Linked DNA regions of Homo sapiens: all the other regions are linked to region 3. A link is an interaction called in ENCODE POLR2A ChIA-PET data of the cell type or tissue named here. Cell type or tissue: endothelial cell of umbilical vein. All regions are shown on one strand.

Evidence for each region. Peaks named below come from ENCODE experiments on the same cell type or tissue, not always from the same donor. Only the 100,000 strongest peaks of a DNase experiment are listed, where the experiment ranks them.
Region 1: POLR2A ChIA-PET joins it to region 3 with 8 read pairs; 3 of 35 experiments call an interaction of 5 or more read pairs at or near these places.
Region 2: POLR2A ChIA-PET joins it to region 3 with 5 read pairs; 3 of 35 experiments call an interaction of 5 or more read pairs at or near these places.

Annotation. Positions count from the first base shown.
Region 1 is chr6:138,721,814-138,725,813 of GRCh38, reverse strand. CCDC28A-AS1 (CCDC28A antisense RNA 1) reads left to right here. Exons shown (of 3, transcript NR_161205.1): 3 at 1-599. Among named protein-coding and RNA genes, the nearest start is that of NHSL1-AS1, 32 kb to the right of the region's middle. RefSeq lists an enhancer at 2,383-3,033. In endothelial cell of umbilical vein, a CTCF peak has its summit at 1,662 (motif pointing left); DNase peaks (open chromatin) are centred at 1,673 and 2,553; H3K27ac peaks cover 1,185 bases.
Region 2 is chr6:138,670,783-138,674,782 of GRCh38, reverse strand. It overlaps a transcript of NHSL1 not described here. Among named protein-coding and RNA genes, the nearest start is that of NHSL1-AS1, 19 kb to the left of the region's middle. In endothelial cell of umbilical vein, no CTCF peak of the experiment used is centred here; no DNase peak of the experiment used is centred here.
Region 3 is chr6:138,598,926-138,602,925 of GRCh38, reverse strand. It overlaps a transcript of NHSL1 not described here. Among named protein-coding and RNA genes, the nearest start is that of NHSL1-AS1, 91 kb to the left of the region's middle. In endothelial cell of umbilical vein, no CTCF peak of the experiment used is centred here; a DNase peak (open chromatin) is centred at 1,595; H3K27ac peaks cover 1,616 bases.

The DNA.
Region 1 (4,000 bases), 120 kb before region 3:
AAGGAAGAGAATGACTTCCAGATAGCTTATTGGCTATCAATCTAGGAGCTCTTACAGCTGAGAAACATTTTGACCCAACCCTCTGGCTTCTTTGTTGATTTATTTTTCTGATAAAATTCATTTTTTTAAATATTAAGCTTTAAGAAGTACATGTGTTTTAATGCAGTAAAAAATAAAGCATATATGATTCAATCATTTGTAAATATACAGTATAACTAGTAAGAAATAAGGGGTCTCATTCACACCCAGATTTATAGGAGCCAGCACTATGTGCTCGGTATATAATAGAAGCTCAGTTAGTATTTGTTGATTGAAGTACCTTTTCTTATTTACTAATGATTATTATTAACAGATAATAATTTGGGCCTGAAATAGACATTTCCTTTTTTAATATAATTATATATATGTGCATATATATATCATCAATATCCTCTGACTTTATTAGTGACTGTTAACCACGTCGAAAAAAGTAAAGGTGTTTATTATGCATGCATAGAAAAATGATATGTTTGTGTTCGCTCTTTTTAGGACCAAGAAAAAATTATTGGTTGCTGTTTTCTCAGTTTTGGTTTTTTTTAAAATAAATTTTACTGTGTGTATTTGAGTTTTACAACATCAACATCATGTTATGAGATACATATAGATAGTAACATGATTACTATATTCTCAGTTTTGTTTTAAAAGAATACTTGTTTATATATCCTTTTGATGTGGTAAGAGACCTTAGGAGAATATCTAAACGGATAGTTAGAAATATGTGTCAATATAAGCAAAATCAAATTGTCAAGATTGTAAGTATCAGCCAATGAAAATGCCAGTTAAAATTACTTTTAAACAGCATTTAAAATTAAAATTATTTATGATATAGATATAAAAGATATAATTTTTTTATAGAAATCAAAAAATTGTTTTCTTCATGGGAGGAAATAAACTAATTCCTAGAGTTGATTTTATGAAAACTGAATGCATCATAAAACAAAAATAACTTAATTGAAAGATAGTTTGCTTTGTGTCATAGGTCATCTGTTTAGAAGAGCAATACTAAAGTAACTAAATGCCTTCTTGGGCTTCCTTCAGTGATTCTGAAGTTTCAGGCTATTTCCTTTGCTTTCTTCTAGGAAACATTTATTATGGCTTAAATATGCACTAATGTTTCAAGTTATAATCATCTTGCCAGATATACTTATGGCATAAAGACAGGAAGGAAACTAATACTCATGAAGGGTCTATTATGTATCTCTGGTAAGGTGTTAAAAGCAACACCTTGTTGAGATGAGAAATATTCCCATTTCGGAAGAGCGGAAACTAGGCTTAGAAAGTTGAAATGACAGAGTCTTTTTTTACTCCAAAATCATGTGCTTTGGCATGAGCCAAAACCTGAGAAAACTGTCCATGGGATAGTGTAGTAAACTGGTATGAACTCCCCTTGCAAGTTCAATAATTGCAGTATAGTAAAATCAAGCTTTGTTTAGAGATAAACAAACGACTCTATGCATATGTTTTGCAATAGACAAATCACAATAGTCCAAAGTCCTACAGTGATATTCTCCAATGCCACAGAAGAGGCCCTGAGGAACAGTTCAAATGTGGATCTACCCGCTAAATGCTCCCCAGGCATGGGCGGCCCCTCCTGGCTGGAATTTCTCTTGTGGTTATTCCTGCAGTGTCTGCAGCACTGACCTTATTCCTGGCCTCAAAATCCACTTCCTCTTCTAGTGAATATCTTGTTTTTCTCATGCTTCCTGACCCACTTTCCTAGTCTAGTGACACCTCTAGACATTTTTCTTCAACATTTCTTGATTTGTAAGAATGCTTCCAAACTCCTACACCAGGTAGGAGTTACCTCTTTTATCAAATACACTTTTCCCTTATCTTATCAATGACAAACATTAGCAAGTATTTGTTGCCTTCACAGTCTACTTCTAATCTGTGCATCCTGTCCTCAAATAATTTATAATCGACCTAAGGAGAAAAGCTATTCCCATAAAAATAATGAGATCTGAACATAAGAATAAGTTGTGTTACAAGACTTCACAGGAGGGGCCAGGTGCGGTGGCTCACACCTGTAATTCCAACACTTTGGGAGGCTGAGGCAGTTGGATCACCTGAGGTCACAGCAGCCTGGCCAACATGGTGAAACCCCATCTCCACTAAAAATATAAAAATTAGCCGGGCATGGTGGCGGGCACCTGTAATCCCAGCTACTTGGAAGGCTGAGACAGGAGAATCGCTTGAACCCGGGAGGTGGAGGTTGCAATAAGCCGAGATCGTGCCACTGCATTCTAGCCTGAGCAACAAAGCAAGACTCTGTCTCAAAAAAAAAAAAAAAAAAAAAAAAAAAGACTTCATAGGAGGGAAGGATGAACATGTACTGAGGAAGTTGAAAGTAGATGGAGCCTTGAAAGCATATGTTGACCACAGCACCCTCCCCACCACCGTGTCCCCATAATCTAACATCTTGCACTGGCCAGCATTAAAGGACACATCAAAGATGTCAAGAACACAGGAACACAATGAGGCCATCATTCTGGAGGAACAAAGGCATCAACACACTCTTTCTCTTGTGCTGAGTCATCTTCCCTCTCATAAAGTTCCCTGCAGAGCTTTAAGAGGGTTTGTTTTCTCTTTGGACTGTGACTTTACTGTCTAAGCCCCAAGCTTATGAGAAAAGATGCCCTGACTTTGCTCTGAGCCTAAAGGGAAGACATACTTGTGGTTTCTACCTTGTCTAGCCCAGCTCACAGAGTAGATGAATATCTGGCAGAAACTTTGGTCCTAGGACTAATAAATGTGCCTTTCCCTGGAAAGGGCTCTGTGTCATATCTCTCTAGAGACTTTTATGCTATGCCAAGACAGTATAGCAATGGTAAATGACTAAGGGCTTGGGGTTTGAAGTCAGCAGACCTGTTACATGTCTCCGAGATGGTTGCAGTCAGTATAGCTGTGAGAGTTGAGAGAGCCCCAGAGGCCTTCAACAGAGCTAATAGCAGAATTTGGAAAAATTCCAGATTATTGTTCTACTGCCCTAGAATAAGTTAGCAGACCTTGGTGCTCAGGATACCTGGGATCTGAGACTTTCTGTGTTGCTACGTGGTTCACACATGTTCATGTGAACAATCACCTGGTGAGGTAGTAACTTTATTTTTACAAACTAGATGAGTTAATTTGCCCACATTTGTGAAACTATTACGTGACTGATTGACTAAATACTTTTGGGGAAGTGAATGTAAGTTCATGGTTGTACTAGTTTTTAATTAATGCAATTAAAGAATTAGCAACCTGAAAGTCAAATGAATAGTTCGTTTGCTCCACTGTTCTAATTTACTAATCCAAGTAAACTTTAAAGTGTATGGGGATGTTGCTGAATAAATGTGTTGCCCCTCCCAAGTCATATATTTGCATTTATAACTGGCAGTAGGATGTATCTTAATCCAGTTATTAATTTTTAAAAGAAAATCAGCATAAACTTGCTGCAGTGAAATCTTACTCCAAAGTCCCTGAAATATAACTGCATGATGGCTCTATGAGGTCTTTTTTCCCTCCATATCTGTGGGGTTTTTTTTCCCTGAGTTAGCCCCTGGGTGACCCCACCCTATGCCCTAAATTATACAATTCTACGTGTGATGACCAACTACTAACTTAATCCCAGGGGCATGAGAACTTTGATCTGGCAGGTGTACAGAGGCCTTAAAATACCCACAGATGGATATTGGGCCCTTTCATAGCAGGTAAACCCTGCCTGTAGTTCAAAAGTCTCTTCTATTTTGAGGAAATCAGTTGAATAAAGATAGTAGTAGCTTTTCTGTAGTTTATAATACCATTAAGTAATTTTAATTACAAAAATTAGAAATAATCTAGAACTGTCTCCAAAATGTACGTCGTAAATTCAGAAGGAAAGGGGTGGGGCAGGGAGTGGTAGAGCTTGGAAAATCCCCATATTTGGTTCTAAGAGATGCACATATTTATTTACTTCATCTACCGCACCCCCAGTGTGAAAAAC
Region 2 (4,000 bases), 72 kb before region 3:
CATATGTTCATTGTAGCACTGTTCACAATAGCAAAGACATGGAGTCAACCCAAATGCCCATCAGTGATAGACTGGATAAAGAAAATGTGGCATGTATACACCATGGAATACTATGCAGCCATAAAAAGGAACAAGATCATGTTCTTTGCAGGGACACGGATGAAGTGGGAAGCCATTATCCTCAGCAAACTAATGCAGGAGTGGAAAACCAAACGCTGTATGTTCTCACTTATAAGTGGGAGCTGAACAATGAGAATACATGGACACAGGGAGGGGAACAACACTTACTGGGGCCTGTGGTGCGAGGGAGGGCTAGGGGAAAGCATTAGGAAAAACAGCTAATGCATGCTGGGCTTAATACCTAGGTGATGGGTTGTTAGGTGCAGCAAACCACCATGGCACATGCTTACCTACGTAACAAACCTGCACATCCTGCACATGTACCCTGAAACTTAAAAAAAAACACACAATAAAATAACCAAATTACACGCTTCAAAAAATTAAAAAAATTATATCAACAGATGCAGAAAGAGCATTCAATACAATTCAACATCCTTTTCTCATAAAAACTCTCAGTAAATTAAAAGGAGAATTTTTACCTAATAAAGGATATATTTTAAAAATTGAAAAAAAAAATTTGTTGCTTTTTTTACTTAGCTCTATTGCTGGAAATGATTATTTTCATGTATATGTAGTTTTATCCTTGCTTTGAATACCATACCTTAGTTTATAGCTTTGTATCTGTAATCCCATTTATCTACTGATAAAATACAAGAAAACATTCAATTTTATGAGAGCATCCATTTACCTTTAATTTCTGTTTAAAGATTGTGGTGTGTATGTGTGTTTTAACAAACAGCATGCTGACCATTAAAAGCCCTTCCCACTTGCACTATGCAGTCTTTGTAAAAGGATCTGAATGTTTATAGAACCCTGCAAGCTTTTGGTAAAGTACATGTTTTTAAATCATGTTAATCGTGTAAAGAAAAGACAGACTTGAGCTTGTTAAAAATTACTCCTGTCAAGTGCCATGTAGCTTCACATGTCAAACATGACTTGAAAATGTTTTCCCCAAGTGGCCATGTCTTAACAATTTATGTTCCAGAAGGAGTTTCTTGGAAGGAATTAAGTAATGAGAGGTCACATTTTTCTTTCAAGTTCGATTTCCAAAGTGAAAATTAACTTCTGTTTTTTAACTTAAACTTGAAAAAAATTCAGTGAGAGCCTTTAGACTTGTGCAATGATTGTGTTATATGGAATTGGGCCTCCCTATCTCTGTTGCCAGAAATGAAACTTGACTGTGTGTTTTTTGTTTTTTTTTTTGTAGCTGTAAAAATGAAGAAATAGAAGAAGTAAAAAATGCTGAGTCTGGGAAACTGTTCTAGTCACTTAAATCTTAGCTACATAAATGTGTGTTTATATTAATGGGGCAGGACAAAATAAGAAGAGTCTTTTTTTTTTTTTTCTGGTTAAATACTGCCCCCTCACCCCCGCCCACCAAGTATTGCTTTGCAAATTCCTCAGACTTTCTCATTGAAAATATATGAATAGCTAAAAGTGAGTATTTAGCATGATTAGAAAATATCATACAGTTTTTACAGTGAAATTCCAATCAAGTTACTGGATTCCAAGTTACAGGAATTCCAGTTGGTTATTCATTTTTTCTTGATATTTGAGCTAATGGAGAAGAGAGATAATAGAAATAATCTAGAAACATTATCTATCTATCTATCTATCTATCTATCTATCTACCTATCTATCTAGCTATCTATGAGACAGTCTTGCTCTCCCAGATTGGAGTGCAGTGGTGCGATCTCGGCTCACTGCAACCTCTGCCTCCCTGGTTCAAGCAATTTTCCTGCCTCAGCCGCCCGAGTAGCTGGGACTACAAGTGCGTGCCACCATGCCCAGCTAATTTTTGTAATTTTAGTAGAGACAAGGTTTCATCATGTTGGCCAGGCTGGTCTTGATTTCCTGACCTCGTGATCTGCCTACCTCGGCCTCCCAAAGTGCTGAGATTACAGGTGTGAGCCACTGCGCCCAGCTGAAACATTTTTATTATAAGTCCTCAAAAAGGAATATATCTCATGTTTTAGGAGACATAATGTAGTATTTGAAATTGAAATATGGTGAACGTCTGTTTCAAAAAGAAGTGGAAAGTGTTCTGAATTAGCTATTATGTTCCTTTTGCTCAGATATTCTGCTTGTACTTGATTCCACTTTAGAATTAGACCATATTGCCCCTCAGATGGCTTCACAGACCTAGACTGAGCTGAAGTGTTCTTTTAGTATACTATGGTTTTTAAAAAATTTTTTCCTGGGTTATAGATAGTAATTACCTAATTCCATTTTTAGTTTTATTGTTGAGTGCTGGGCGGTCAGAGGAATAACTATGAAGGGGAAAGAAAATCATAGGGAGGAGGTAGCGATGAAATTCCTTCTTGACTGATAGTTACTGCACGCTTTAAAAAATAATGTATTCTCCTTAGCATTCAAGGATGTAACTGTTATGAGATTGTTAAGCTGCCTTCTTTGACTTTTTCCCCAATGGTTGTAGAGGATTTATGGTGAAAAAGTTTTCATTTCATGCTGTATACAGTCTCTCTTGGTGAATGAGCTGACTGCATGGCCACAGACACGAGCACTGGGCATGAGCCAGTGTGAATGGTCATGGGTAGTCATTCAGAAATTTTAGCTGATTTTAAAGAAATTTTCCTCTGTATCTCCAAACATTACGCTCCTTTTGCTCTTTTGTGGTTTTTTAGTTTTAAGTATTGGTATCTATTGACCTCTCAAGATGAGGATTTAGCCCTTTTTTCCTTCCTCAACCCACCCCCCTATAGGTATACCTCCCATCCTACATCTTCCCTATCCTCTTTCATTGCTTTGTTTAGTTCAGCATTCAGTGTGTATAGCGTTAAAGCAGTGTCCACCATTCGAGCAGAGCCACATCATCAAACACGATTGCTTTTCCTTTATTTTACAACTTTTGTCTCTCCTGACATAAATAACGGCTTTTTGGGGTGTGTATATTTCTATGTGTTTATTGTTGTTTCAACTTTCAACTCTACCCTATCAGTATCTTCTTTTTGCCTTAAGAATTCACTGAGTTTTGTCTTCTTGGAGATATGACTCCTAGAGCCTTCCAATCTGATTTAATCTAATCTAGATGAGTGTTCCTCCGTGGCTGGTTCTCAGCCATCTGTGTGACCTCCTTCACTGTCATCCTAGAGACTTCCTTTCTCTTCTGATGCCTGTCTCCCCTAATCACTTTCTTGGTTTACTTCTTCATTTGGTGGAGCCCTGCCTCTGATATCTTTTTTTTTTTTTTTGGAGACAGATTCTCGCTCTGTTGCCCAGCCTGGAGTGCAGTGGCGCGATCTTGGCTCACTGCAATCTCTGCCTCCTGGGTTCAAGCAATTCTTCTGCCTCAGCCTCCCGAGTAGCTGGGATTACAGGCGCACGTCATCATGCCCGGCTAATTTTTTAGTAGAGACGGGGTTTCACCATGTTGGCCAGGCTGGTCTCGAACTCCTGACCTTAAGTGATCTGCCCGCCTCGGCCTCCCAAAGTGTTGGGATTACAGGCGTGAGCCACCACGCCCGACCTATTTTTATTTTATTTTTTAGAGATAGAATCTTGCTCTGTCACTCAGGCTGGAGTGTAGTGGCGTGTTCATAGCGCACTGCAGCCTCAAACTCCTGGCTTCAAGTGATCCTCCTGCCTCAGCCTCCTGGGAGTATCTGGGACTCCAGACATGCACCACCATGCCTGGCTAAGTTTTAAAACACTTTTTGTAGAGGTAGGAGTCTCACTGTGTTGCTCGTCTTGAACTCCTGGCCTCAGCAATCCTTCCTCCTCAGCCTCCCAGGGTGCTGGGATTACAGGCATTGAGCCACTGTGCTTGGCCTATCTGGTCCATTTCTTATTCTTTCTTTTTCAGTCCTTCTACTGAGCTTTTCATTTTTGCTATCAGGTTTTTCATTTGCAAGAGCTTGTT
Region 3 (4,000 bases):
GTCCGGGAAGGAATTCTGTTTTAATTTGTCACAACACCACAGTCCCTTGAAGGCATGGATTCTTAATGCATCTGATGAGGAGAATGTAATTTTAAACACTTACACCTACCAATGATGAAAAGAACAAAAGGCATGCTATATTCAGTTCCAAGTGGATTCTCTTTATCCATGGGAAATGATAAATGCCCCATATTGTTGGGAAAAAAAATTAGATGAAACAAACATTTGTAAATCTAACAAAATTTGCATTTCCATGGAAACTGAAATTAAAAATACAATAACCGGCTGGGCATGGTGGCTCATGCCTGTAGTCCCAGCACTTTGGGAAGTTGAGATGGGCAGGATCGTCAGAGGTCAGGAGTTCGAGAGCAGCTTGGCCAACATGGTGAAACCCCTTCTCTACTAAAAATACAAAAATTAGCTGGGCGTGGTGGCAGGAGCATGTAATTCCAGCTACTCCGGAGGCTGAGGCAGGAGAATAACTTGAACCTGGGAGATTGAGGTTGCAGTGAGCTGAGATAGTACCACTACACTCCAGCCTGAAGACAGAGTGAGACTCTGTCTCAAAACAAAAACAAAAACAGAAAACAATAACCGTATTTGCACATAAGAAAGGAAATACTTAGGTATAAATCTAATGAAACATACAAAATCTGTATGCTGAAAATTACAAAATGCTGATGGATAAAATCAAAGACGTGAACACATGGAGAGACATATCATTTCATGGATTGGAAGACACACCATAGTAAAGATATCAATTCTCCTGCAAATTATTCTATAAATTTGACACAACTTTTAGTAAATTGATAGTGATATCAAAATAACAAGCTTAAAAACATAAGCCTGATATTTCATCTTCACATCTTAAAAATCCCAGCTTAATTAGTAGTTACCATTTTTCTGTATGCTGCTATCTCATTGTAGTCCTGTGAAATAATGATAAACTTATCGGCTTTATAGGTTTGCAGTCTGATAGATCTTTCAATGAAAAAGTTAAAGTGTGTACATTTTCTTATTCTTTAGCCTTAGTTTTTTGTTTTTGTTATTAAATAAATTCTTGAGTTTTTGTGATACTGTTGCTGGATTTAAGAAAAACTTTTTTTTTCTTTTTTGAGATGGAGTCTCGCTCTGTCGCCAGGCTGGAATCCAGTGGCGTGATCTCGGTTCACTGCAACCTCCACCTCCCGGGTTCAAGCGATTCTTCTGCCTCAGCCTCCCGAGTAGCTGGGACTACATGTGCGTGCCACTACACCCAGCCAACTTTTGCTTTTTTAGTAGAGACAGGGTTTCACCATGTTGGCCAGGATGGTCTTGATCTCTTGACCTTGTGATCCGCCCGCCTCGGCCTCCGAGAGTGCTGGGATTGCAGGCATGAGCCACCGTGCCCGGGCAAGAAAAACTCTTATAATCAGTATTAATCATTTTAGATTCACCTAAGAGTAAATTTTTTAAAATAGTACTCCTCTTGTATGAGTTTTCTGCATAACAGGTGCAATTGAGCAATAGCCACACAAGTGTCTAGGGATGGTGCTGAATGTGTAACAAAAGGTTAAAGGGTTTTCTAACAGATTGCCAGCAGTGTTTTACATTTCCTGAATGATCTAAGTGTTGGTTTAGCTTGGGACTGGAGAACATAACAGATTTAAAAAATAACAATGAATATGGTTGCTATGTCAGAATTAAAGAGTTATTTAAATAAAGTCAGGCCAGGGAGTATAATCAAAAGATTCCCAACAATCCTGGTGAGTTTTACTTTAGAAGAAAGTTCTGGGATAAGTGATTCAGATTTATAGTGGAACCAGATTTTATGTTCATTTCTTTCCAGTTAATCCAGATTCTATTTTATACATTTAGTACCTTAAAAAGTAAATGAAGGGACATACATTTGAATGGAATCCTTTGTTTTCTATTGAATTTAATGCTTTCATAATCATTATGAGAAAATACTTTCAAATGATTTACACATGATTTAGAAATGCAGGCAGCCCTTTCCAAGTGGTTATTGTATTCTGACACACAGTGATTTTTGTAGATATATCATGTTACAGAATGAAGTGGCCATTTTTGTGGGATGAATTTTCTAAAGAACATGTTGAAATATTGGAGGTTAGGGTTATTTTAAAACATGAGTTTCTTCTCTCACAAATTAAAGTGTTTGATCCCTATAATTGCCAGACTATAAGCTCTAATAGGGATAGTAAGATCTAAGTGTTGGTTTAGCAACGACATTAAGAAAATTTTAAGTATAGCTCTGAATTTAAAAGGTATTAATATTATTTTTCATTTAAATTGATAGTAATTTCATGAAAAACAAATGGCTTAAACCCAGGGAAGCAAGGATTATAATTGATTTTTTTGAGCAATGTTCTCTTTTGGTTACAAAGTAAAAGGTAAAATAAAAGTTTAAAAGCATTTGGAAAGAATGTTCTTTGGTTTTTTCACTCAGTAACCTAAAGTTTAATGACCCTTTACAGTGCTGATAAACACTTAAATTTTTGCAGTAGGCATTGCTAGTTCAAATTGAAGGAAGGTTGCCAGGCTCATGCCTATAGTCCCAACTACTTAGGAGGCTAAGGCAGGAGGATCCCTTGAGGTCAGGAGTTCAAGGCTGCCATGAGCCATCATTGTGCTACTGCACTCCAGCCTGGGCAATAGAGTGAGAACTGGTCTCGAAAAGAAAAGAAAAAGAAAATAAAAGAACAGAAAAGAAAGCACTGAGTGGACCTTAAAATACCTCTGTGTTGCTTCATTTTAATTAATTAATTAATATTTTTTTTTTGAGATGGAGTCTTGCTCTGTTGCCCAGGCTGGCGTGCAGTGGTGCAATCTTGGTTCACTGCAACCTCTGCCTCCTGGATTCAAGCAATTCTTCTGCCTCAGCCTCCCTAGTAGCTGGAGCTACAGATGCATGCCAACATGCCCAGCTAGTTTTTGTATTTTTTTAGTAGAGATGGGGTTTCACCATGTTGGCCAGGCTGGTCTCGAACTCCTGACCTCAGGTGATCCACCCGCCTCGGCCTCTCAAAGTGCTGGGATTACAGTCATGTCATGAGCCACCATGCCCGGCCTGCTTCATTTTAAAGGTACTTCATTCTTCCTTGTATCCTGAAATCTCTCAGCACCAACAGGGAAGGCATTTAGGTGACATTGGAAAGTTACTTTCTGATGCCTTCTATAGGTACTAAGCTGACCCTGCCTGAGATCTTGCCTTGAGATCTGATTGGACTTAACTGAGCATTTGTGATTTGATCATCTTAAGGTATCTCAAGCACTGAATGAGAAACTGGAAGTTTCTTGTGTATCTGGGTTATACACTTGGTCCATTCTAATTTCAATAGCACCATTATTTCTGCATATGTTATATAAGGAGAAAAAGACCTTAAAGAGTTCTAAATCTTTCTGTTTTTTTTTGAGACGGAGACTTGCTGTGTTCCCCAGGCTGGAGTGCAATGGTGCAGTCTCGGCTCACTGCAGCCTCAGTCTCCTGCATTCAGGTGATTCTCCTGCCTCAGCCTCCCAAGTAGCTGGAATTACAGGCACCTGCCACCACACCCAGCTAATTTCTGTACTTTTAGTAGAGATGGGCTTTCACCATATTGGCCAGGCTGGTCTCGAACTCTTGACCTCAGGTGATCCACCCACCTTGGCCTCCCAAAGTGCTGGGATTACAGGCATGAGCCACTGCGCCTGGCCTTACATTTTTTTATATTGTACTGGTTACCATAAAACACTAAATTATGTAGAATTTGTTTTGAAAAAAATATGTAATAGAATCCAAAACAATTAGGTAGCTCAGAATGTTTTCTTAGGTTATACTCTGTGCCTGGGTCAAGAGGTAACAGACAAATAGGATCCAAATTTTACAGCTAGATGACTTGGACACACAGAGAGTAGGTGACTTGCTGATGATTAAACAGGGAATCTGATGGATCTCCAGGCCCTAAGCTCTGACCTTGGACTCTTGCACTTTTTGCAGTCTAATGTTTAGAAACATATG